Regions from separate parts of the Mus musculus genome. Here region 2 is linked to region 1. The links are chromatin loops, found by intact Hi-C in ENCODE. Cell type or tissue: left cerebral cortex. All regions are shown on one strand. Each heading gives the region's core, and the rest is flanking DNA. Links, peaks and the distances in the headings are about the cores only. Region 1 has its middle 22 kb from the start of Mesd. Region 2 overlaps Arnt2 (aryl hydrocarbon receptor nuclear translocator 2).

What was found. A loop is a pair of places that touch in the nucleus more often than their neighbours do. Peaks named below come from ENCODE experiments on the same cell type or tissue, not always from the same donor. Only the 100,000 strongest peaks of a DNase experiment are listed, where the experiment ranks them.
Region 2: a loop joins it to region 1, with 5 times the contacts of the local background. A loop is called at or near these places in 25 of 42 quality-filtered maps.

The regions. Positions count from the first base shown.
Region 1 is chr7:83,908,118-83,920,643 of GRCm38, forward strand. No RefSeq gene overlaps it. Among named protein-coding and RNA genes, the nearest start is that of Mesd, 22 kb to the left of the region's middle. In left cerebral cortex, for the core only: a CTCF peak has its summit at 6,653 (motif pointing right); a DNase peak (open chromatin) is centred at 6,658.
Region 2 is chr7:84,350,550-84,363,075 of GRCm38, forward strand. Arnt2 (aryl hydrocarbon receptor nuclear translocator 2) reads right to left here. Exons shown (of 19, transcript NM_007488.3): 2 at 11,005-11,119; 3 at 3,971-4,018. Among named protein-coding and RNA genes, the nearest start is that of Gm30873, 20 kb to the left of the region's middle. In left cerebral cortex, for the core only: CTCF peaks have their summits at 3,891, 5,245 (motif pointing right), 5,847 (motif pointing left) and 7,385; DNase peaks (open chromatin) are centred at 5,250, 5,818, 6,248 and 8,069; H3K27ac peaks cover 2,157 bases.

The DNA of each region.
Region 1 (12,526 bases), core at 2,976-10,975:
TTTGCTGAATTCCCAGGTTTTTTAGAATAAGAACCGAAATCTTGATTTGTTTTGTTTTGTTTTGTTTGTTTTTGAAACAGGGTCTTGTTATGTGTCCATACCACACCTATCTGAAACCTTGATTTTTACTGGGATAATCACAAAGCAAATTGTGGTACCTCTTGCTTGTACTGCCTGAGGTGTGAGAATCACTGCAAATTCAAGGCTGGCCCAAACTCAAATAAATAAATAAATAAATAAATAAGTCACAACAACAGTAAAAAACTATATAAAAGAACAACTTGGGCTGAGTTGATGTCTCAACAGGTGAAAGTGTTTGGTGAAAATCTGAAAAACAGCAAACCAAACCAAATAACCAACCACACAAACAAACAAACAAACAAAGAAAACTGAGTTTCATCTCTGGTTCCCACAGTAGAAAGACAGGACCAGCTCCTCAAAAATGTTTGTTAACCTCTGCATGTTATGGTACTTATGTGTGTGTGTCCGTGTGTCCGTGTGTGTGTGTGTGTGTGCGTGTGCGTGTGTGTGTGTGTGCGTGTGCGTGTGCGTGTGTGTGTTTGTGTGTGTGTGTGTGTGTGTGTGTATCTGTGTGTGTGTGTGTGTGTGTGTGTGTGTGTGTCTGTGTCTGTGTGTGTATGCATGCCATCACACAGTAATAATAAACAAGGTAAGAACAGGGGATCAAAGACTCTGGCTATGATGGTGAACAGCTGTAATCCATCACTTGGGAGATGAAGACAGAAAACCCAGCAAGTCCAAGTCATTGCCAGCAACAGAGGGGGATCAAGTCAGTTCTGGAATCCATAAGATTCCACCTCAAAATACAACAAGAACTTCCTTTTCCAAGACATATTTCTCACTTGATAAAGATTGGGGGGGCAATTATCTCTGACCATTATTTTCAGATTGATGTCATTATCATCACCGAGGAAATAGAGTTTCATTTGTCTTGTTTCCATCTCCCTGCCTAGGATTTATGCTTGGCAGCCTAGTGGTTATAGCCTCTCTGTCCTTGTACTGTACCATAAAGAGCCAGATATGACTCCAGGGAAGACTCTGCAGAAGCGTTTGAGTCAGATCAATCCTGTCTCTGGGATTATCCTCCTGTAACAGGACCCCAGACCTTAGCACACCCCTCTCTATGATGGAAGTACCTTTCAGGCTGTAAAACTCAGCTCGTAGACAGCACCACCTGCCAAAATGAGAACAAAGACCTAATCCATCAAAGTCCATGGTGCTGGGAAAGTCTCTACATGGACTCACCTTGCTTTTTGGCTTCTGTAGTTCTGCTTCTGGCTAACTGTTCTTGTTAACTGAAGTATGTCAACCCAGGATATAGTTTTTGTGCGTAAACAGTCACCCTGAGGCCTAGCTTCTTTGCCTGTGATCATAATGGTCAGATACCTTCTCCTGCTTCAGCCTTCGGTTCCATCTCATGAAACCAGCATCGTTGTAGCCTCTGAGAACCCTATCTGCATCCTGAGCTCCATACATCTGTGAGAAGGTAAGGTTTGCCTAGAGTCCCTCTGGGTTTCAGCCACCAACAACCCAGGGACTGCAACCTTCCCTTCCCAGCCCTTCTCCCTCCTATTTTTTTGTACATACTAAATTGTATCTCACTGGGTAAAACTCTTCAAATTATTTGTTTAAATTTATAAGTTTGACTTTTAAAAAAGTCTATTGTTAAAAACCAACCAAACAAACAAACAAAACCTCACCCTGAAGAAAGGCTTAAGGCTACACTGGGATTCTGAACACCCAGGGTAGTTACTGGCAGGCTAATAAAGACTTCTGTTGTCTTAAACTTAGGTCTGAGTAATCTCGGGTGGATACCCCAAAGCATTCACCTGTCTGTCCCTTTATAGAACTTGTGCTGCAGCCCAAGGTTCCAGCCATCCTGCCAGCCTTGGTCGGGATGCATTTGCTGGATGGTCGTGGAGACCAGAGATGAACACCTGACCCCTGGGGTGTCCTCATGTGGGGTTGGCCAGTCAATCCTCCTCAGCCAGGGACTGATTCAATAGCTCAGTTGTGACTGGTCAGCTATGGAAGGCCCAGAGACTTTTGTTGGGCAGGCTTCTAGCCTGGCCTGGGTTGGATGTTGCCATTACATTCTAAGAGTTCAAGATCTACAAGGGCAGGTTTGGAGAAGTTTTTGCATTTCTGATTTCTACAGAGTGGACCCATAAATCCAGGTGATCAGCAGGATCAGGCCATATTGTCAACTCAGTAAAAACAAAAATCCCCACATAGTTATTGATCACTTATGTGCCAGGCAACAATGTTAACTTAACTTGTAAGCCTTAATGAGTGAGATTTCCTGTCCACTGTGTTGCTGCCAACCAAACCACCTAGATTTGATCCCTAGAACCTACCTGATGGAAAGAAAGAACGGACTCCTGCCAGCCTCTGTTTTCACATGCCTGCCACGATGCATGCACACGCTCCCTTCACCACACAGTAAATGTAAAAAAATATTTATAGCTGGGTGTGGTGGCACATACCCTTTAACTCAGTGCTCTAGAGACAGAAGCAGGCAAGATCATTGTGAGTTTGAGGCTAGCCTAGTCTACAACCTGAGTTCCAGTTACACAAAGAAACTGTGTCACAAAAACAAAAACAAAAACAACAAACAAACAAACAAACAAAACCCCCAAAGAAACAAAAAGAACAAAATACAATTTTTAATTTTAAAAACCAGTCTTTCCTATGAAATAATTTACTTTTATCTTTCTTCCTCTATTCTTGGGTGTGTGTGTGTGTGTGTGTGTGTGTGTGTGTGTTTGTGGGGAGGTTGTTTGTTTTCAGACAGAATCTCATTATACGCCTATATTTTTGTTTTTGGTGGGGGTTGTTTTGGTTTTTTGTTTTGTTTTGGTTTGGTTTGGTTTTTTGGCTTTTTCGAGACAGGGTTTCTCTGCATAGTTCTGGCTGTCTTGGAACTCACTCTGTAGACCAGGCTGTCCTCGAACTCAGAAATCCACCTGCCTCTGCCTCCCAAGTGCGTGCGCCACCACCGCCCAGCTTGTAGTTTTGTTTTTGAGGCAGGGGATTAGCTTTGGCTAACCTGGAGCTTACTTTGTAAACTAGGCTAGCTAACATTGCTAACAGCATGCATGAATTGGTCCATCTTACATTGCATGGTTGAGCTCTATTTGTCAGGACTCCATAAAGAGAAATGCACCAAAAACACTTGTGGTGGTATGCTGCAGTTTCTTGCTGTTTCCTCAGACTCTGGCTGATTGGCAGAGTGATGTCAGCTGAGACAGATTTATATACTGAGGCAAGACCAGTGGAGGACACAAGATGTTTGGCAGGAGTATAAAAAGGACTTGACAGTGATGGAGGCTGAGCTTGGCTTGCTTATAGAGCTAGCTGAACAACTCTTGTTGGTCTTGAGTCTTCACTGAGCTTCACTTTGCTGAGAGAGGCACAGTGGAGAACTTTTCCTGGCCTTACTCCCTGGTCCATCTGGCTGACTTGTGCCAAGTCTGAGGCCTGGCTATCTCTGCAAGGTAATGCCACTGCTGCTTATTTATGTTTGGTATCCCAACTCTACCAAACTGGACCGCTGGTCTATCTGTGAAGTGCTTGTGAGTAGATCAAGCTGCCACTGCTGACCTGTGAACCACTGATTTCCAGACAACACAGATGGGGGTTGCTCCAAAGAACCTTTTCTAAACAGGTCCACTTCCTCTACCCATCCTTTCTTTTTCACTACCTCTGCTGGGTGGTGGGCTAAAAGGGAAGTTAGAGCATCCAAGAACCATCATTGAAAGTAAGCCTTGAAAAAGTCAACGTTACAATGATCTGAATGAGATTCCCTTATATTTGGGTATTTGAATATTGGTTCAGCTGGTGGCACTGAGTAGGTTCAGGAGATGTGGCCTTGCTGGAGGAAGCCCATCACTGGAATCAGGCTCCAAGGTTTCAAAAGCCGTACGCCATTTGTAGTACATTCTCTCTGCTTCCTGTTTGTGGTTCAAGATGTGAACTCTGCTGTTGCTCCAGCCACCTGCCACCTGCTTCCTCCACTCCATCCCCACAGACTATTAACCCTTTGGAACTGTAAGGCAAATAAACTCTTTCTTCTATACATTGCCTTGTTCCTGCTGTTTTCTTGCAGCAACAGAAAAGTAATTATCATGCACAGAGCTCTGGGTTTGAGCCCTAGCACTGTAGAAGGAGTGGTGTCACATGCTTATAATCCCAGCATGCAGGAAGTAGAGACAGAAAGTTTAAGGTCATCTTCAGCTGCTCAGAGATTTCAAAGCCAAATGACAGTATCTGAGCTCTGTCTCAAGAAAAGAAAAGAAAAGAAAAGAAAAGAAAGAAAAGAAAAGAAAAGAAAAGAAAGAAAAGAAAAGAAAAGAAAAGAAAAGAGGGGAGGGGAGGGGAGGGGGGAAGGGAGGGTAGGGTAGGGTAGGGGAGAGGAGAGGAGGGGGAGAGGAGAGGAGGGGGGGGAGAGAGAGAGGGAGAGAGGGAGGGAGAGGCAGAGGGAGAGGGAGAGGCAGAGGGAGAGGGAGAGGGAGAGGGAGAGGGAGAGGGAGAGGGAGAGGGAGAGGGAGAGGGAGAGGGAGAGGGAGAGGGAGAGGAGAGGGAGAGGGAGAGAGCCTTTACTGACCCTGTGATGAGAGAAAGGGCTCACTTGAGAATGCAGTGAAGACAGCTGGAGGTTTATAGCCAAGGGCAGAGTGTACAGCTTTGAGCAGCAATGGTTAAGAGGGATTTGATTATCTATCAAGGAAGAGGGATTCTTGTTAAACTGGTTTATGACTCAAGTTTGATTTTGTTTTTGAGACTAGACATTGCTTTGTCTTTCTCTTTTTTTTAGATTTATTTATTATTATATCTAACTACACTGTAGCTGTCTTCACACACACCAGAAGAAGCCATCAAGATCTCATTGCAATTGGTTGTGAACCACCATGTGGTTGCTGGGATTTGAACTCAGGACCTTCAGAAGAGCAGTCAGTGCTCTTAATTGCTGAGCCATCTCTCCAGCCCCGAGACCAGACATCGCTGTGTAATCCAGGCTGGGTTTGAACTTGAAATCCCCTGGCCTCGCCCCCCCCAAATGCTGGGGTTATAGGTGTGGATCACCATGGTTGGCTTCTGACTGGAGGTTTGCAGGAAGCAGGGGACCTTTCTTTTCTCTGGCATGATGCAATGTGCATAGTCCTTCTTGTACTCAGGCATCAGCTCTTGACTGTGAGACCTGATGGTAAAATAGGACCCCATGAGGAGTATGGAAGGTTTGGAAGATTTAAATCCTTTCTGATGGAATCTGAAAGAGATTCACCTCCTTGATCAAACATAAGTCAGGCTCCTTCAAGCCCACTAGGCCCCAGCCCTTAGCATTCATCTATGGCAAACTTATATCTCCCAGTTTGGCAAGAATCCTGTCAAGTCAGTTCTCCTCGCATCCCATACCCTTGATATCACACTTCATATAGATATGGGTCAAATGTGAAGTGTCTCTTCGGTTGTGTGTTAAAGCATAGTCCCCAGCTGGTAGCACTATTTTGGAAATATTTGGAATGTTCTGGAAAATTTAGAAGATGGGGTCCAGTTGGAGGAAGCTCACTTAGAGGCGTGCCTTTGAAGGCTCTCTCTGGTCCCCAACCCCTTCCTCTCTGGTTCCGTTCCTACGAACAGCTTTCTTCACTTGCTTATACTGCCGCAGCACTGTGCCTTAGTGCATGGGACCAAGCAATAAGGGCTTGAAGCTCTGAGGAAGACAAACTGCTTAAACTGTTTTATGTCCTGCATTCTGTCACAGTGAAGAGAAACAAGAGAGATAGAATGTCTGATGTTTTCACTCCTTACCACTTCTGACATGATGTTTTAGCAAGGACCCAGTGAGCCAGTTTGGCCAGGACCCCCTCACACTTGGCAGTATCTGCTATCTGCTGTCTTCATCCCCCGACTCTACCCTGCCTCAGCTATAAATTCCAGTGCTCAGAACGCTCTTCTGTTGCAAGAGATCCCGATTAAAACCTGGTTTTATTATCTTCCTATTATCAGACTGTGCAGCATCTGAGAGGAAAAGGCCCTGAAGAACTGGGAATGCTGAGTCAGCTTTCCAGAAGTTCTGTTGTAGAGCGGTGCACAGCAGCGAGCATAGCTAGGTTTTTAGAGATAATGCGCATTCTCACAACAGCTCTGCAGGTAAGATGTGGCAGCTTATTTACAGGGTAGTGGGTTGAGGCAGAAAGGGACCTGCCCGGTGATGTTAACGGGTAGTGAGTGCCTCGTCACCTTCTCAAGACTCAATCAGAGGAGGTGGAGCACACCTGACGTCCATGCGCTTGAGAGTCTGAAACCATAGAATTGTGGGGTCAAGGCCATTTGAAATCTCATTTCAAGAGAGAGAGAGAGAGAGAGAGAGAGAGAGAGAGAGAGAGAAGGAAAGAAAGGAAAGGAAAGCAGAGAAGAGAAGAGAAGAGAAGAGAAGAGAAGAGAAGAGAAGAGAAGAGAAGAGAAGAGAAGAGAAGAGAAGAGAAGAGAAGAGAAGAGAAGAGAAGAAGAGAAAAGAAGGCTAGAGTCTCTTCTGTATAGTCCTGAAAAAACAAGACAGTCCTTTGCTCTCAGGATAGCCTTCCCATTTGAGGAATCGATTTGAAATCTGAGTGGTTCCCACTAGGGGGCAGCAGAGACCGGTTGTGCCTTGCTGTTTCTCCAGCTCTTTGGGGTTTTTTCACTGAGGTCCTCTGGTAAGAATTCTTCAGTTATTACTCAGTCAAACTCGTGTTTTGTGAAAATACACCCCTGTAACTCAATTTATCTTTGAAATATAAGTGATCATTTGACCCCTATGCATCCTTTAACATGACCTATATTAATTTAGGTTAGAGAGACTGTTTGGTGAGCAAAGAAACCCTGCACACCAAGCCTCATAACCTGAGTTTGACCTCAACATTCACTAGGTGGAAGGAGAGGACCAACTACTAAAACTTGACTTTGACCGTGGCATGTGAGCACCTAATATACTAAATAACTTATATCACCCTCAGCAGCCCTATGTGATAATGATATATATGTTACTTTACACAGAGAGAAGCCACAGTCCAGAGAAGCAGCCAATTTCCCAAAGTCCAACCACAAAGCAAAGACAAAGGTGAGGTTTGAACTCATGTGTTTGGATTCTGAAGTCTGCCCTAGTTCCCTCAATTTGCCTCTGGGTCTTGTTCCATGGGCCTCTCTGCAGACCCACCTGCTTGCAGTTCCAAACACTCTTTTCTCTCTTAAAATTTTTTATTATTTAAATGCATTTAAACATTAAACATATTAATAATATTGAATATTTTGAGAATCAAATAATACATAAAATTTGTTAAACTTTTATATTCATATCCTTTTACATCCTAAAAATATCATTAATGAACATTTAATACTACCCATAACAGAGGATCCTATATCTAATGTTGAATACTAAATTGTTTCAAAACACACAAAATATTCTTTGGGAATTTTTTTTTCTGTTTTTCTTATTTTCTTTCTTTCTTTCTTTCTTTTTTTTGTTCTTTTTTAATTAGATATTTTCTTTTTTTATATTTTAAATGTTTGGGAATTTTTTTCTGTTTTTCTTATTTTCTTTCTTTCTTTTTTTTTTGTTCTTTTTTTTATTAGATATTTTCTTTATTTATATTTTAAATGTTATCCCCTTTCCTAGTTTCTCCTCTGAAAATCCCCTATCCTCTCCCCTCTCCCCCTGCTCACCAACCCAACTACTTCCAATTCCTGGCCCAGGCATTCCCCTATACTGGGGCATAGAACCTTCACAGGACCAAGGGCCTCTTCTTCCATTGATGACCAACTAGGCCATTCTCTGCTACATATGCAGGTAGAGCCATGAGTCTCTCCATGTGTTTTCTTTGATTGGTGGTTTAGTCCCAGGGAGATCTGGGGCTACTGGTTAGTTCATATTGCTGTTCCTCCTAGGGGGCTGCAAACCCCTTCAGCTCCTTGGGTACTTTCTCTTGCTCCTTTATAGGGGACCCTGTATTAGTCAGGTACTGGCAGAGCCTCTCAGGCGACAGCTATATCAGGCTCCTGTCAGCAAGTTCTTGTTGGCATCTGCAATAGTGTTTGGGTTTGGTGGTTGTTTATGAGATGGATCCCCAGGTGGGGCAGTTTCTGGATGGTCATTCCTTCAGTCTTTGCTCCGAACTTTGTCTCTGTAACTCCTTTCTTTGGGAATTAAACATAATAAAGGAGCATAAAATATTAAAAAGGAATCATGAAGAAATATATTCAAAAGCCCTTATATGAAACAACCTGACACAGTGAGAGAATGTTTAAGGCACATTTTATATCTGTGTGCATTGTCTAACTATAAGTTTACTTTTAAAAGATTATCAGTGAGCAGAATTCTTTCAATCTGGAATTTTCTGTGACTTCCAGACCTTACAGGTGATGTGACAAGTTGTGTGTTATTACACACTCGTTAGAAAAATGCTGCACTTGGGCTCCTTGGTCTCTTTCCTCAAAAGGCCTTAAAAACCAGTCACAGACTATGGAGATTTCAGCCTAATGGCTTAGCCTAGTCTCTTCCCTAAAGTTTCACCTCTATACAGCATTTTTTTCTCCCTCTTCCTGTTTCTTGAGACAGGGTCGCACTGCATTGCCCAGCTTGATTCAAGCTTGTGAACTCATGTTTCTACCTCCTGTCGTGACTTCCCATGTGGCCAGGACTATTAGACACTTGATACTTTATATATAGAAATATTTCCTACAAAGCAGTAAGAGTTAAGAAAGAAAGAAAGAAAGAAAGAAAGAAAGAAAGAAAGAAAGAAAGAAAGAAAGAAAGAAAGAAAGAAAGAAAGAAAGAGGGGACTGGAGAGATGGCTCAGTGGTTAAGAGCACCAATTGCTCTTCCAGAGGTCTTGAGTTCAATTCCCGCAACCACATGGTGACTCACAACTATCTGTAATGAGATCTGATGCCCTCTTCTGGTGTGTCTGAAAAGAGCAATGGTGTACATAAAATAAATAAATAAATCTTTTTTAAAAAAGGAAGAAAGAAAAACAAACAAACCACTAAAATTATCAGAAGTGGCCAGTTTACATAAGGGCAAATGTGTTAAAATTCCATGTGTGTCCGTGTCTTCTGTAGTTATAAGATATCATTGGAAAGAACAGTGAGGTGCATCTATTAAACTATTAAACAAGTGGGTTGTAAAAAGAACTAGAAAGTAAATACTTTGAAAGAAATAAAAAAGAACTCGACCCTCCTGGACAGCGGTGTTAGAAGAATTACTTGGAGCAACTTTTCTGCAGAGCCGTTCAGCGTTGTAGAAGAAGAGCATCAACAAGCATGCAGATTGTGGCTCCAAAGAACATGCATCAGTGATACCAAGGACTTATGAAAAGAACACGTGGTGCAGTGTTTTATTTTATTTATGGTGGTCATGCACATCGTGAAATAGGCCAGTGATCAGAGACTGGTTAAATCAGCACCCCTCCCAGCTGAAGAGTCAAGTGACCATTGAGATATTGGTGACTATTAAAGCTAACCCATCAGCCATGGTGATTCACAATATTTTTTCTAGTTCTATTAACTTTATTATTTTTCTTTACTTTTAAAATATTTTAAAATTTATTTATTCACCTTACATCTCAATATCAGCCCCAGCTCTCCTCCCAGTGCTCTCTCACACAGATCCTCCCCACATTCCCCTCTCTCCTCCTTTGAGAAGGGAAGCCCCCCTCCATTACTCCCACCCTCACCCACCCTCTCTCCCTCCCTCCTTCCCCTCACATCAAGTCCTTGCAGGACTAGGCATATCCTCTCCCACTAATACCAGACAAGACAGCCCCATTAGGGGAACAGGATCCACAGCAGGCAAGAGCTTCCGGAACAGCCCCTGCTCGAATTGTTGGGGAACCAGCATGAAAACCAAGCTGCAGATCTGTTGAATATGTGTCTAGGTTTGTTAACTCTGCTGGTCTTCCTGTGGAGTCCCTGTCCTCTTTGGGTCCCCCAAACCTTCCCCCAGCTCTTCCATAAGTCTCTCCGAGCTCCATCTAATGTTTGGGTGTAGGTTTCTGCAACTCTTTTCATTAGCTGTTGTGTGGAGCCTCTCAGAAGACAGTTATGCTAGGCTCCTATCTGCAAGCCTAAAAAGTGTCATTAATGATGTCAGGGTTGGTTCTTGCCCATGGAATGGGTCTCAGTTTGGAGCAGTCATTAATTGGCCATTCCCTCTGTCTCTGTTCTTTGTCTTCAAACATCTTGTAGACAGGACGAATTTTGGGTGGAAGATTTCTTTTGTGGGTGGGTTGCTGTCCTTATCCTTCCATTGAGAGTCCTGCCTGTCTACAGGAAGTAGCCACTTCAGGATTCATATCCCCCACTGCCAGGAGTTTCAGCTAGAGTTTTCCCCATAGGCACCTTGGGGCCTCCCCTCATTCCAGGTCTCTGGTAAATTCTAGAGATGCCTCTACCCCACTGCCCTTTGCAGATTTCCATTTTCTCTCCCCTGCTCTCTGTTTCCTGGTCCCTCCCCACTTCTCTCTCCATCCCCTCTCCTACCTAGTTCCCTCCATCCATTCACCTCTGATATCTATTTTATTTCCCCTTCTGAGAAAAACTCAACCATCCTTCTTTGGGCCCTCCTTGTGATTTGGCTTCTTGGTGTGTGTGTGTGGGGGGGGGGGGTAGGTCTGTGGATTGTAGTGACTCATGATATTTTTTATGTATTCATTTAAAGTGTTTCCAAGACAAAAGTCTTTGAAAAGTAGAAATAGCCCATTTAGATTGAATTTACCATTATAAACCAATGTCTAGAAAACAGTCTTTTTCTTTGCCCTCCTAATTACTTATCTGGGAATTTATCCCAAGGTAATATAGCTTAGGTCCAAAGATGTGCACTGCCTCAGATATTTCATGGTACACTAAGGAGTTGAGTAGAATTCTGGGGTAGGAGAAGGGGTATGGGGACAGTCAGAGCAACAGGCATTCAGAGCATTCATCTCCTACCTGGGATATACATTTTAACTCATGTCCTCTGTGCATTTATTTTCAGCATTATTTAGTTTCAATAATTTGACATAGTTGTGTCACCCAGTTTTTTAAATAAGTAAATTGTTTACAAACTATGGATAGATGTTTGTCAGCATGTGGATATGTGCATTCTGGAGCTGGAGTTACAGCAGTTCTGAGCTGCCTAACATGGGTGCTGGGGCCCAAACTCAAGGCCCCTGGAGGAAGATCAGCAAGTGTTCTTAACCACGGAGTCACCTCTTTAGTTCTGTATCAGCTAGTCTTAGTCTTAATGATATGCACCATTGATACTGTGTTTAGGAGGGCATTCCCTATCTGTATTAGTCAGGATCTCTAAGGAACTAAACTAAACACAGACACAGACACAGACACAGACACAGACACAGACACACACACACACACACACACACACACACACACACACACACACACGTCTAGTGGACTGAACAACCACTAGTATGAGCATGTTACATACTAGTTGTTCAGTCCACAAGACCAGATGTCTCAGAAGTTCTAATCTGGTGCTGAAATTCCAGAGAGGTCTAGAAAGATGCCAGTTTTCACTCTACATTGGAATCCCCAAGAACTCAGTTATAACACCAATGAAAGAATGAGTCGGGAGAGATGCCGGTGAGAGTGAGGACAAGAGCTAGAGCATGCAGCTTCCTTCTTCCCCGTCCTTCTATGTGGAATACCCACAGAAGGTGTGGTCCAGATTTAGGGTGGATCCTTTGGAGTCAAGTGATCCAGATTTAGGGTATGTCTTCCACCTCACATAATCCAACCAAGAAAATTCCTGCACAAGTGTGCCCAGCTGCTTGGGTTTTTAGTTAATTCCTTGTATAGTCAAGGAATTGTATAACTAAGATTAGCCATTGCTCTACCCCAGAAGTTATCACTCAACTAAATATAGAGTACTTCACTTTAGAAGATGGAGAAAAGCCAATCTATGTAGAAGATGCACCTAGAGCGTGGTATGGTGGTGCATGCCTGTAATCCCAGCACTTGGAGGGTAGAGGCAGGAGGATCCGGGGCTCAAGGTTATCCTTAGCTACATACTGAGTTTACAGCTAGCCCAGGCTATATGCAAACCCAAACCAAACTAACACACATACACAAACAGAATCCCATCCATATCTGAGACTTAGTTCTTTCCTAGTGTGAATTCTTGCAGTCCCCTGCAGTTTGTGTGGTCTCTTGGCTGCACGGGCTGATCTGATAGGCACAGGAAGTCATTGCCAGTTTTCGTAAGCTGTTTTCAAGCACACCTCTGTTAACTCAAGCTTTCTTGGTGACTGGCCAGCTAGTACCAGCTTGTAAACACCTGTTAAGCAAGGGCTTTGCAATCTGGCTGTTCAGCCACTATTAACTTGTGCTTCCTATGGTAGATGGATTTACTATGTGGAAACAGAAGTGGTACGACCAGGGCTTCCTTCTGCCCATCCATCTCTCCTGCTCTCTACTTCCCTAGCCTTCTGGCCACCCACAGGAGAATGAGGCCGACTCTTCTCTATTG
Region 2 (12,526 bases), core at 2,239-10,238, 440 kb after region 1:
TAGATAAATTAAATGTGTAGACTAAGGTAAAGGAAGAAATGATTACAGCAATATCCAAAAGCTGGAAATCACACTCACTGACCAGTGCAGGAAGCAATACAATAATCTTAGATTTTCTATGAAATAAGCCTGAGGTACTAGCAGTGTATTAAAGAGCTGAGAACTGCCAGTTGCCTGGCAACAAGATCTGAGAAGCAAATGGTACACACTGATATGTAAGATTTCATTTTAAAGCCTTCAAGGATACAGAAGTAAGGCAATGCCATCTTGTGAGAAGAGAAAGGCACACCCTTAAGACCCTATTTACTAGGCCAAGTTCATCTTCTCCCAGGGGAGGGGACAATGGGCTCAATCTGTTAGGCCTGTGAATGTGGTGTCTATGAGCACCCAAAATTGCTGGGAGCCAGGTAGCATCAGTAAGGAAATCTGCCTCTACATATGTAGGAACAGGGTCAGGACTCTGCAGCAAAGGACAGCTGGGATGCAGGAGGCATCCTAATTCTGCTGGAGCAAGAAGACTAGAGCCTTTCCGCAAGGGGGACAACTGGAGGAATCAAGGGCAAAGAAGGAGGTGTAGCTAGCTGTGTGAGTTTACTTATAGCAGTGGTGTGTGTGTGTGTGTGTGTGTGTGTGTGTGTGTGTGTGTGTGTGTGTGTGTGTGTGTGTGAGCCATTTTGACTTACATTTATGAAATGGGAGCACTTCAAAAACTTTCCTCATGACTTCCAGGAGGTGCTGGCACAATCATGGTGCCATTCTCCTGTGACCTAAAGGCTAAGATTATACAGGATGGTATGAAAGTATGTGTTGAGGAGGACCCTCTAAATAGAAGTCCCAATGGATACATGCAGGAACCCCAGAACCTAAGACACTGAAGGCAGGACTGAGTGAGAGGAGCCATGCAGTCATGTGTTAAGGCTGAGTGCCCCTCATTGCCTCCCTTGACACACATGGAAGGGGTCTGAAGTAGATCTGGTTCTGCAAGTATATAAGGTCCATAGAGAGTCTGATGTGTAATTGACTTTTGATGAAAGCTTGGGACTGTCAGCTGTCCAAACTCTTGAAATGCCACTTCCCACTGGTGTCACCTGTAACACAGGAACATGCTGGGACACTAAAGTGGGAAGCCACCTTGGGCTGCCCGGTGCTGTGAGATACTTGGGCCTCACTCTGCGTGCAGGCTTGTAGATTGGGTGTGCTATCAGGGTGCTGACCCTGTGAGGATGCCACTAGGTCCTGGGGTCCATTAGGGAGGCCTGTGTTTTGTTCTGGGGTGTGATCAGAGTCTTCTAGAGACAGAGCTCATCTATGTGTGTTGTTAGTGCCTGTGAGTTGATAATGGAAGTCAAGAGGGAACAGAAGTCAAGCCAAGTGCTAGCAAGTGAAGGCTGCTTCCTTAGGCCGTGCTGGGAAAGGAACCCAAGCTTTGTATTTCCATTTCTGAACCTCTTGAGCAAAGAGACCTCCTCTTTTGAAGCTCATGTCACCCATTGCTACCACCTCGGGGGCTCTTTGTCACTGTCCCCGTTGGGCACCCACATTAACACCCTAATAACCTAATTAACCTAATAGTGTCCACATGAGATCAGGCAGTACAATACGGCTTCCTGTCTACCCCCTATCCCACTTGAGGTTTGCTTCAATGGGGCCATAATGCAAGAAGCATGAGTCAGCTGCTATGACTTGGACCATATTTACCGAACCCAAGGTCAAGGTATGAAGTATAATGTTAAGCAGAACATATGGGTTTAGGACCATCCTTGAGAAAAGCTGAGAATGATCACTAGACTCAGATCAGGGAACAGAGATCATAGTCCCGCATCTGCTAAGATTATGAATCAACTAATAAGGATAGACCTGGCTTGCATCACAGTCTTTACATTCTCCAAGGCCTTGCTGGATAGAACTGTTATGGACTAACTGCAGGCATGGGAGCAGGAAATGGGAGAGGCCTTGGAGTGTAGCTTACCAAGGCTGGCAGGAGACCCTGGATAGTCAAGTGGAAGGTAGGACGTGTACTTGTTTGTCTCCCCAACTCTGAGCAACTCAGATGTGCCCACAGGTTCCTCAGCCATGGATTATTTCAAATACCCTATAATAATGAGGTCAGTGCCTCTGGGGTCCCATGAACTCAGCTCTGTAAGTAACAGCACATGTTGGGAGCACATTCCATCTCTCTCTCTTATTTTTAAAGCACAGAGGAAAGGATGTGGTTGATAGAAGCTAAGGTTTGAACTTGACTGTGTAACATGTGACTCACTAGAAAGCTCAGCGTGTTACATACACAGTGTTGGGGTCACTGCCTCCTCACAGTCAGGTCCAAGGCAATGAACTCTTTATATCCCGACTATTGTTTCATCACTGACATTGACCTGCAATGTCAAGCAAATGTCAATCCATGTTTCTCTTCCTCTTTATGCTCTGAGACCAAGCATCACCATTTCCTGAGGTTAAAATGCTATGGTATATAATCTCAAGAGGAACTTTGACATAGAGGACTCAATGTCGTTCTTCCTTCTACAGAGAGGCTGTGTGGCAAGGAAAAAGCTCAGAGAGAGAGAGAGAGAGAGAGAGAGAGAGAGAGAGAGAGAGAGAGAGAGAGAGAGAGGTGAGAGAGAGATGAGAGAGAGATGAGAGAGAGATTTCCAGGAACAGAGCATTCCTTGCTACTAAGATACATCTTTAGAAACCTGGACATCCAAGAAGATGGGTCATATCTGCATAGGAAGAGATAATTGTTGATAATCAATTGTTGGTGAAGCTCACATCTTGTTTTGATAGGAATTCCAAGGTCATTAATGTATTAAAATGTGTTCTTACCACATCTCTCATTCTTCAGATGAGGATGAAGCTGGGAAATGGATGAGCCTGGTCTCAGGGGGTAAAAGTTTATGGGATGAGGAAATATTTACTATGGACTTGAAGGCTGGAAATCCTTGGGCAGGACAAGACATTCATTCCTCCCGCATTTGTAGAGAACTCTGCTTAATTCACAGCTATCATTTTGGTTACGGTTACAAAGAACCAAAAGGACCTTCATGCAGAAAAGTAGACAGCCAGCCTAATGTGCTGTGGGGACATCACACTTCTCAAAATTGCTTCAAACATCCAAGACTGTCAGTCCAAATGGAGTATGAATGCAGTAGGCAAGCAGCTATCACCGGAAGCAAGTTTCTAAGGTTAACAATAACCAAGAAAGAGTTCTCAGGAATGAGGGCATCAAGGCAAGCCCTGCTGTAAGAAGGTGGTACAGATGAAAAGTATGGTAAGAATGGAGGAATGATACCTTCCTTCAGCACACATCCATGTGTCCCAAAATGCCCCAACAGAACAAACTGGAAGAATCAGAAGTCATGGTTCTATCTTATACCACCAGCACTGTTGACCCAGGAGCCTTCCTTAAAGGTCGGCTACACCCAGAGCAGTGCCATAGAGCCAGCCAAAGATGCTGTTAATAGCTTGATTGTCAGGATCTTGACACCAACCCAGACAGGCTCCATATTTCCTGTATTTCTCCTTATTTTCCATAGTTAAAAAAACAAACAAACAGGATTCATGTTGATAATTCTCTCTATACTTGAACCCTAAGATTTTTTTTTAAAGGGAGACCATTAAAGTTAGTAGTTACTGTTTAACTTAAAAGCAAACAGGATTAAGAACTCACATTTGCTATGGGTTATTTTGAGACAAAATCTTGCTCTATGCCTTAGGTTTATCTTGAATTTGCCATCTTTCTGCCTCATACTCGCAAGTGCTGAGATTTCAAGCATGTACCACAAGGCTAGGCTTGGGACACTTCAGGATTACTAAGTTGCTTGCCACCAAGCCAAATACTTGCATTAAATGAGACGTACACAAGAGGGCCAGAGATCAGGCAATGGCTTGCTCAGTGACAAAAGGCACTAAGTGCCTGTTCATGACAGTCATGTGACTGCTGGCTACTGGCTTAAGAAAGGTAAAATAAACTCACCTTGAGAATTTACTGGGACCTTCACCATCTTCGTCATCGAAGTCCATTCTGGAAAGTCAAAGGCACAGGTAAGAACTAGTTATAACTCTCAGAGGACTCTAATTGGTTACATGAGCTGTGAACGCAGGGGAGTCTTCACCCCATCACATCGCTATGCAATGCTTCCAATTTTCACCCCATCACATCGCTGCTCAATGCTTCCGACCTTTGGCCATGCTAAACAGTATCCGCAGAGTCTCAAGAGAAAAAAATTACAAACAAAAGGTCTCCAGTACACTCACTATTAGTTCTCTGGTCAGAAATAGGAATACTCAAGTGTCAACTTGTCCCCCTTTGACGCTTCTCAGGTCACCAATGGATGACTCAGGCCATGTTGTGTGAAGGCATCAATGTTTCTTGTCTGCCATCATCCCTGGAGTATGTGGGTCCATCCACATCATGTATTCTATACCAGCACTTAATTTCTTACTTTTATGGTATATTGCTCAAGGGATTTGGAAGACAGTAAGTTCAAAGGGCGATGACATAATATCAGGGGACAGTGAAGCTGTCTGAGAATACTGCTTGTGACTTGGTGAGTCTCTACCAACCTCAGGGCAAAGGTCCTTCAAGAAAACCAGCCTGTTACACCCAGGATCAAACAGGCTGTTGAGGAGGAAATGGGCCTTTGATACCAAAATCACTGAAGCTGGTTGTCTGCTCGTTGAAGCTCACAGAATTACTCTTGAGATTCTTCTCTGCTGGGCCTCCCCTTGTTAATATCAATGTTTTGGTGAATTCTTACTGAACTAACACTCCAAATGATCCTTCTTAAAGGCCCAAGTGCTTCTGATGTCAGCACACACAGGTTGGAAGATGTTAGGGCAGAGGGGAACATAACCATGATCAAGTGCACCCAGAGTTTCTGCGGTAGGAAATGAGCAGTCAGCATGGCTCTTGAGTGTGGCATCCATCTGCAGACCCTATATCACCCTGCTTGTTTTTAGTAGGCCTGAAGGATTTGGTGAGATATAGTCTCATGATCCAAGCAGGAGAGAGGCTGGCTGCCTGACTGGAGGTCTGAGGAATTCCATGTTTTAGCAGTTTATTATGAGAATGGAGAATACCCAGTGAGATTCGGCTCAAACAATAAACAAGCAGAGAATGAAGTATGTGCCAGAAGACCACAGTTACAGAGGCCACACCTTCTGGTCCCTCATAGGGAGGGTGAACTTCATTTCCTAGTCTTTGAGGGATTGAATAAGTGACCCAGGAAATGCATGGGGCACCCAGGCCACCAGGAGGCAGTCATGTTACACATAAAGAGCATACTTGTCCACATACCTCAAGATGAGCCCCAGTGAGATGTGTGGCTAAGCAAGAACTCGAGGGACCTAGGAACTAGGATCAGATACGGCAAAATGAAGGGAATGAGGACAGCTTTTGCATGTCTTTGCTCTGGATTATATGCAGTGCAGCCTGAGTTGACATGTCCAGAATTCCCTGACGGGATCCCTCATCCACTTAGATCCTTGGTCCTCAAAACCCAACTGTCCTCACAACAAAAATGGCAGTTGTGATGAAAGAAATTCCTCTGTACAAAGAGGAACGGAGATGGACAGGATGAAGGGAAAAGACAGAAGACCACATGCATGTCACCCGCGAGATGACCATGTATCGCTCTCCACAGCATGGCTTTGGAAGTTCAGCCCTGGGCCAGAGCTGTCTACAGGACAAATGGAGCTGAATGTGGGAATTCTAAATAAAGAAAGCTCATTAATATCCTGTATAATTACTAAGCTATCATCTCACCTTCCTGGAAATTGCCTGTGGAAAATAACCACCAAAAATGTTTAACTGAGGTCAGTTGCATTTTTGCAGAGCCACACTGCCACCTAGTGCTTGTAAAGGGAAAGATCACCTTTTCTGCCTTCATAAACTACCTACGTTTTCAAAATTCCAAATGATTTGTGCCTGGATTCATCAAAACCGTAAATAGGTGTAATATACACAGTTATTTTTAAAATCCCATTCAGTTCAATTTGATATCACAGCTTCTGTAACATTGAGAGAGAGAGAGAGAGAGAGAGAGAGAGAGAGAGAGAGAGAGAGAGCAGAGCACGCTCGAGAAAGAGCAAGCTCTTCCACTCTTGCGTTTGCCTGTGGAGATAGAGGACATGTGAGAGATTAGGCTTTCTCCTTCTATCTGTGGATATGGTTATGTAACTTAGGTCATTAGGCATGGCAGCAAGTGCCCATACCACTGAGCCATCTCAAGGGCCTTTGATAGGATTATAATAAATAAGCAAACTCCTACAAAACATAACTGACTAGTTGGCCCTCAATCCAGGCCTAAAGATCAATGAGATGCTTGGAGTGACCAAGGGCAGGTCTTCTTGGACTCCAGGACTTTGGTGCTGAAACAGTCACAAGCAAGTCAGGATAGTTTGTCATCCTCATTTTGACAGAGTTTTCTTTACTCAATACCCTACAGAATAGATATAGGAAGAACTGAGTGGTGTAGTAAAGGGTTCCAGCCCTGCTAGGCAAGCTTCGGATCAGGCCAGCATCAGGTGAAAGAAAAGGGTGGTCTAGATCCTGAGTCTACTGGAGTTCATTGGAAACCTGGAGTCATGACTTGTATATGAAAAATTAAAGACCAAGAAACTATGGCTCCTACCTGAGAACGTGTGCAATCATACTGTGTAACATGGAGAGAAGCTATACCCAACACCTATAAGTGTGTATACAATCATACACATGTAGAATGGAGAGAAACAGTACCTTCCCACCCACGAGTATGTATGCAATCACATACATACAGCATAGAGAGAAACTACCCCTGCCACTTGTGTGAGCGTCAACTCACACTTAGACAGCAATCCTGTTAATAGTTTGAAAGGCAAATAAAGTGGGTCCAGTCTAGGAGATAAATCAGAAGCCCCATATGAGTATTTAGAGCCACTCAGTTTCACTAGTCCCTCAGCAATGCCACACACACACACACAGACCGCTAAAAAAAAACACACACACACATGAAAAAAAAAACTTCAAAACACTTGCCCTGGTGTTACGTTCAGGTCCCTGCCACCATGTCCAATGTTAAATATGACTACAATAAGCTGAGCTTATTACTTCTGGGATGAGAAGCATAGTAAATCATCCTTTGTTTTTTATGTTTCTCTCTTATTATGAAACATCTGGATAATAAAATAAATCAAAATGTGACTTTAAGCCCTATTGTATTCTCTCTAAAAATCAAAAACAAAAACAAAACGAACCTCAGCACGGTGAACGAGTGAGTCTCCAGACAGTGAGCTGAAAACATAGTTGACCCTACTTCCTGTTGGGCGGTCTGAACAAGAAGCTCGGACAGGCATTTCGCAGCATAATTTAAGTGAGAAAGAAGTGAGGAGTCTCCCTAGCGGTGCTGTTTAAGAATAACAGTGCAGCATCACATAAGAGTTTGCACAGAGCATTCGCTTCTCAAGCAAAGAGAAAGGTCATTCTAGTACAGTTGCCCAGCACTGGCTACGCAGGAGCAGTCCTGATCCTGGCCACAGGTCCCCAGAACAGAGCAGTGGCAACATGTCTGAAAATATTCCCACTCCAGGAAGACCCACTTACAGAGTCATCCCTGCCCTTCCTCTCTTTCTTTCCCTCACACCTCTTTATTTCTCTTGTTCTTTAATTTCTAAAACAGGGTCACACTATTTAGCCCAGGCTGGTCTTGAACTCCAGAGTCTCCTGACTCTGTCTACCAAGGGCTGGGATTTTCCCTTAGTGATAGTGGTTTAGAAGCTCAGCCCTGGATACAAGGCAGTGGCAGGAACTGATACATTCCTGCCCATCGCTGTATGCAGCCTCCACCCTCCACTCTGATGGCTAGCTTCATCGTCTCCCTTAACTCATGGCCACTTCCTCAGTGAGGTTAAAAGCTGCTTTTGCCCCTTTGCTGGGTGGGAGTCTCCCTCTCTTGCTGAGCTTAGGGAGGTCACAACAAGAATGTATGTCAGGTGACTTGCTTCAGCTCATTTCTCCCACACATGTGGAGCTACTTTGCAAAGAATCTAAAACTTCTGAACCTTCACCCTGTGTCCAGGCAGCCAGGAGGAGAGCAGCACCCTGCTGAGAGGCTCACTGTGAAGTCCTGACAGTGAAGTGGGAAGAAAGCCCAGCCAGGAAGGACTCACAGCACTAGGTCCGGCACATGTCCAGAAGGATCCAAAGTCCTCAAGAGGTCAGTGTGGCCAGTTCTATGAGGCTGTGAAGCACTGGAGAGGAATGGGTGACTGTCTGAGCCCTTGGAACACTTCACTAGCAGGTGAGAGAGGGAGACCTGGAAAGGAACGGGCCAGGGCACGCCAGTGCTGGCTTTTCTCCCTCATACTCTATCTTCTTCCACATCCCTCTGAGTCTCTTCAAGCATGCCTCACAATCTTAACAGAAGGAACAGTTGGAGACACCATGCTGGTGACAGTGACAGCAAACAACAGTCAATGCCAGCCATAGTACAAGGCCCTGATGGAGCTATCAGCCTTTTGATGCCAATACTGGGATTTCATGAGAAGATATAAAAACAAAAAACAAAACAAACAAACAAACAGAAACAAAAAAAAAAAACCCTGCCAGATGTAAGAAAGCACCAAGACTTACTATGGAAACAGGTCTGCAAAAGAAGTGGTTCCCTTCTTAGACCCTGGATGAATCTTTTTAAGTCATGGTGTCTGATTCCCACCATCTGACAGTAGGACAGGGCAAGCAGCATAAGACTCCAAGAAAGATAACAAAGGCTTCCTGCTGAAGGTCCAATTCATTGGCCTGCCTCCAGAGAGCCTCAGTCCCACCTTCAGGGTGTTGGAGGCCACTGCACACCTACCTTCATGTCTGTTTCCTTCTTGATAGCTTGTTTCCTCTTCTTCAGCTGTATGTGGATCTGAACCCAAGCCTAAGTGCCAGCCTGCCCAGGGTCTACGTTAGCTTCTAGTGCCAAGGAGGGCATGGTATGGTCTGTCTCCATCTGTTTGCCTCTGTCTGTGTCTGTTCTCTCTCTGTATGTGTGTTGGTTTGAATGAGATGCCATGTTCCCCACAGTCTCGTACATTTGAATACTTGGTCTCCAGTTGGTAGCCTTTTTTGAGTAGACTTAGGAGGTATGGCCATGTGTCACTGGAGCAGCTTTGAGGTTTCAAGGGACACTCTATGCTTTTGTTTGTGGTTTAAGATGTGAGCTCTCTGCTGCGCTCCTTACAATGTCTGCCTGCTGCCATGTTTTCTCACTGTGGAGGTGATGGCTCCTTACCCCTCAAACAGACCCCTCATTCTCTATGTTGCCTTGGTCACGGTGTATCACAGCAATGGAAAAGAAACTAAAACTACAAGACAGGACAGCTGTGGGGAATTCTTCAGATATGGAACTCAGTCCTAGATCAAATTTTCTTAAGCAGTCCAGAAAGCAAGATCTGTACTGCAGGCTAAGATGGAAAACTGCTGTGTACACCAGCCCAAACCATGAGGAAGCAGAGGCTCACAGATGAACTCACCCCAGCACAGGGAGGGCTCATGGGTCTTCAGCATGGGGTGAGGCAAAGCATTTCTGCCTGGACTTGAACCAACCTAGAGTATTCATTACAGAGCCTAGTCTTCTAGAAACCGACAAGGATGAACAATGGGGTTTTTCTCTAAAGAATGTGAGTTAAGGGGGTAACATTTGAAATAATTTGGACTTTTTAATTGAAAAGTAGATGTTTTAACACTCTACACATTCTTTTAGCAATCCATACTGCAGGATTTGTCCACAGTTAGCAAGAACAATGGCTTAGATAGCAGGTAGCTGTGCAGGCAGCCCAGAGGCAAGCTGTGGCCTTTATCAGGTGGTTTGTTTTTTTTTGGTTTTTTTTTTTTGTGGCACCCACTGAGGAGACCCAGGCGCAGCAGACAGAGAACTGCTTCCTTGGAGAGTGCACAAGACCCAGGGAGGCTGGCCTCACCACCAAGTTCAGATTCTCAGCCCTCGGAATCGTCACGGTAACCACGCACCTTTCAGGCCCCTTTCCAAAGACACCAGTGGGCACTGCAGTCCTTATCATAGGGTGGCATTATCATACTGTTGCATCCTGTCCTCACTCCATTCCAGACCCTGGCGTGCACCTGTCTCCTTGCCTTTGTGCCTTTTTAAGAATCAGCAGGTTTGGAAGAGATTCTTGGGATTAACATGTTGGACCATTTCAATATGGGCCCAGCCTGCAGTCTTGGGGCTATAGAAGGTGTGCTCTGTTCTCACTGGATAAGTGCAATCATGGGCAGAGTGTGTGATCAGAAACTGAGCCACCTCATGAGATAGCTTGTTTATTAACTACACTGAAAATGAAAACAGCATCAATGGGAAACAGAGTTGAGTAATAGACTGAGCTGGAAAATACCAGTTATGTTTTCCTGAAGGGCTTTGATTGGTTTGATTTGGGGTTCTAAGTATAGATACTGATATCTTTCATCACAGGAAGGTGCCAGTGTTGGTTTCATCTGCTCAAAACTGGTCTGTGACCTATCAGATCCAGTAGAGTTGACAATACTTATTCACTTTACTGTCTGAGCAACATTGAACACATCTGGCTGGCCTTCAGGTGCTGAGTCCTGTTAAAAAGAATTCTTGCATATTCCTAGGAAAGATGAGCATTGGAGGAAACATTGGAGGGCCCCAGTTAGATCATTTACAGTCCCTGGGGCTGGATCTGCCAAATGAGGCTGGAATGTTCAGGCAGTTTTAGAGTGGACTCCTCCCTTCAGAGAGCTAGCACAAGCGCGGCCCAGCGGGATCCCATGGCAGGCAAAGTAACTACAAGGGCAAGCAAACAGAAATCCCCAGCTGGGTGCCAGGACCCGGAGCACTTAGAAGCAAATCATGTGCATATTTAGGAATCTTGCAAAATCTAAACAGGATGCAAAAGGCTGAGCTTTTACTCTCCTGGAGGGGGAAAACAATACTTTTCTAACAGGTCAAGATCATTGCTCAACTGTTACTAAGTCCAATTCCTGGAAATGCTGAGTCTGCTTACCCGGATCGACGCTTTCCTCCTCGGGCAGGCATGGCCCCTGCCATTCTCACCTGTCCGGTGGCTGCCATGGGGGCAACAGGCAAGGCCACAGATCCTGGTATGTCTGACGCCATCTCTGGAAATCAACAGAGACAAAAAATTTTGTTAATGACAGAAAAAGAAGCCAGTCACGAGAAAGAAAACTATCACACTACCCCGAGAAAGCCCACCTGGGAGGCAACCCAAGGACCTGGAGGGGTTGACACTTCGCTTACTGCCAGTCACTTAACTGGGCCAGCCCTGGGCTGTCTGGGCTTTCCAGTCTTCCACCTCTGAGCAGTGGTTAGAACCATGAGCGCAGCTTTGCAGCAGTAGAGGGACTCGGTTCTCCCTGTCACCTGAAGGCAGGTAGGCTGTCTAGGTAGAGGTGAAAGAAAGCCTGAGAGACGGCTACAATTGGCATCAACCATAGTGCCCTGGATGAAGCTAAGTCTCAAAAGTAATTGAAGCAGTACCCACTGACCTCCCCCTCTGCTCCCATACTAGCCTAGTCACCCACCCTTAGTAGCTTCAGAAGCCCTCACTGTAAGACCCCATGAATTCCGGGGCATTGAGAATCTCCCATTAGGCTTCATAAGGGTGCCACATGCTGTGGCACCCAGGTATCTCTAGACAGTTTTCCAGGAACAAATACTAATGTAAAGAAAGAGAATGTTGGGCAACAGATGGGAATAATATTCTTTTTCTATTCTACATTGTTTTTAATAAGCCAGACATTTCTGGAATCTCTTTTAACATCCTTGATTTCAAATCAATCCACCCTGTCTTTGCCCTTTCTTGGCTGTCAGCGCCCTGTACTGATCAAGACTAACCCAGATGGTGAAGCTGAAGGTGCAGGAGGTAGACCAGCAATCTCAGAAAGCAGAGAGCAGGCTGTGTGAAGCACAGACACAAGAACTGCACCAGAAAACACAGAACGCCGCTGACCAGGAACATAATGGGGAAGAGGAGGCTTACCTTCGTGAGGATCGAGGGCTTGAGCCCACTGCCCTGCCTGCCCCGTCAGTGGGAAAAGTGGGTAGATGTTAACCACCCGCTGTCACCCTAACTCTGCAAAGGCAACAGATTCTGCCCTTGCCAGTTAGACCAAAAGCCTTTTCTGAGCTGTACCTGGCCCTTGCCCCTGTCTCAGCCTTTATGGACCTGGTTCTTAGCCCTTGAGCACAGTACCCTATTTGGCTCTGTCTCCAGAGCACAGCTCCTCTCTTTTTACCTCACATACAGGGAGCATTTCACTGACCTGGACTAGAGGAGGAAAGGCCTTTCCTGCTACACCCTTAGGCTCAATAGCTGTTGCTAAATGACTAAAATGACTCAGATTTTCAAGCATGACTTAGCATTTGCTCCTCCACAGGAAAAGGGAGCCTGTCTGGTTTGTAAGATTCTTTATGTTTATAACGTCCTTTCTCCCTGTGAGCACAGCTTTGCTAAGGAGTTACTCAAGAGTGTGAACAACATCTCTAATGTATATGCTTCATGTTTG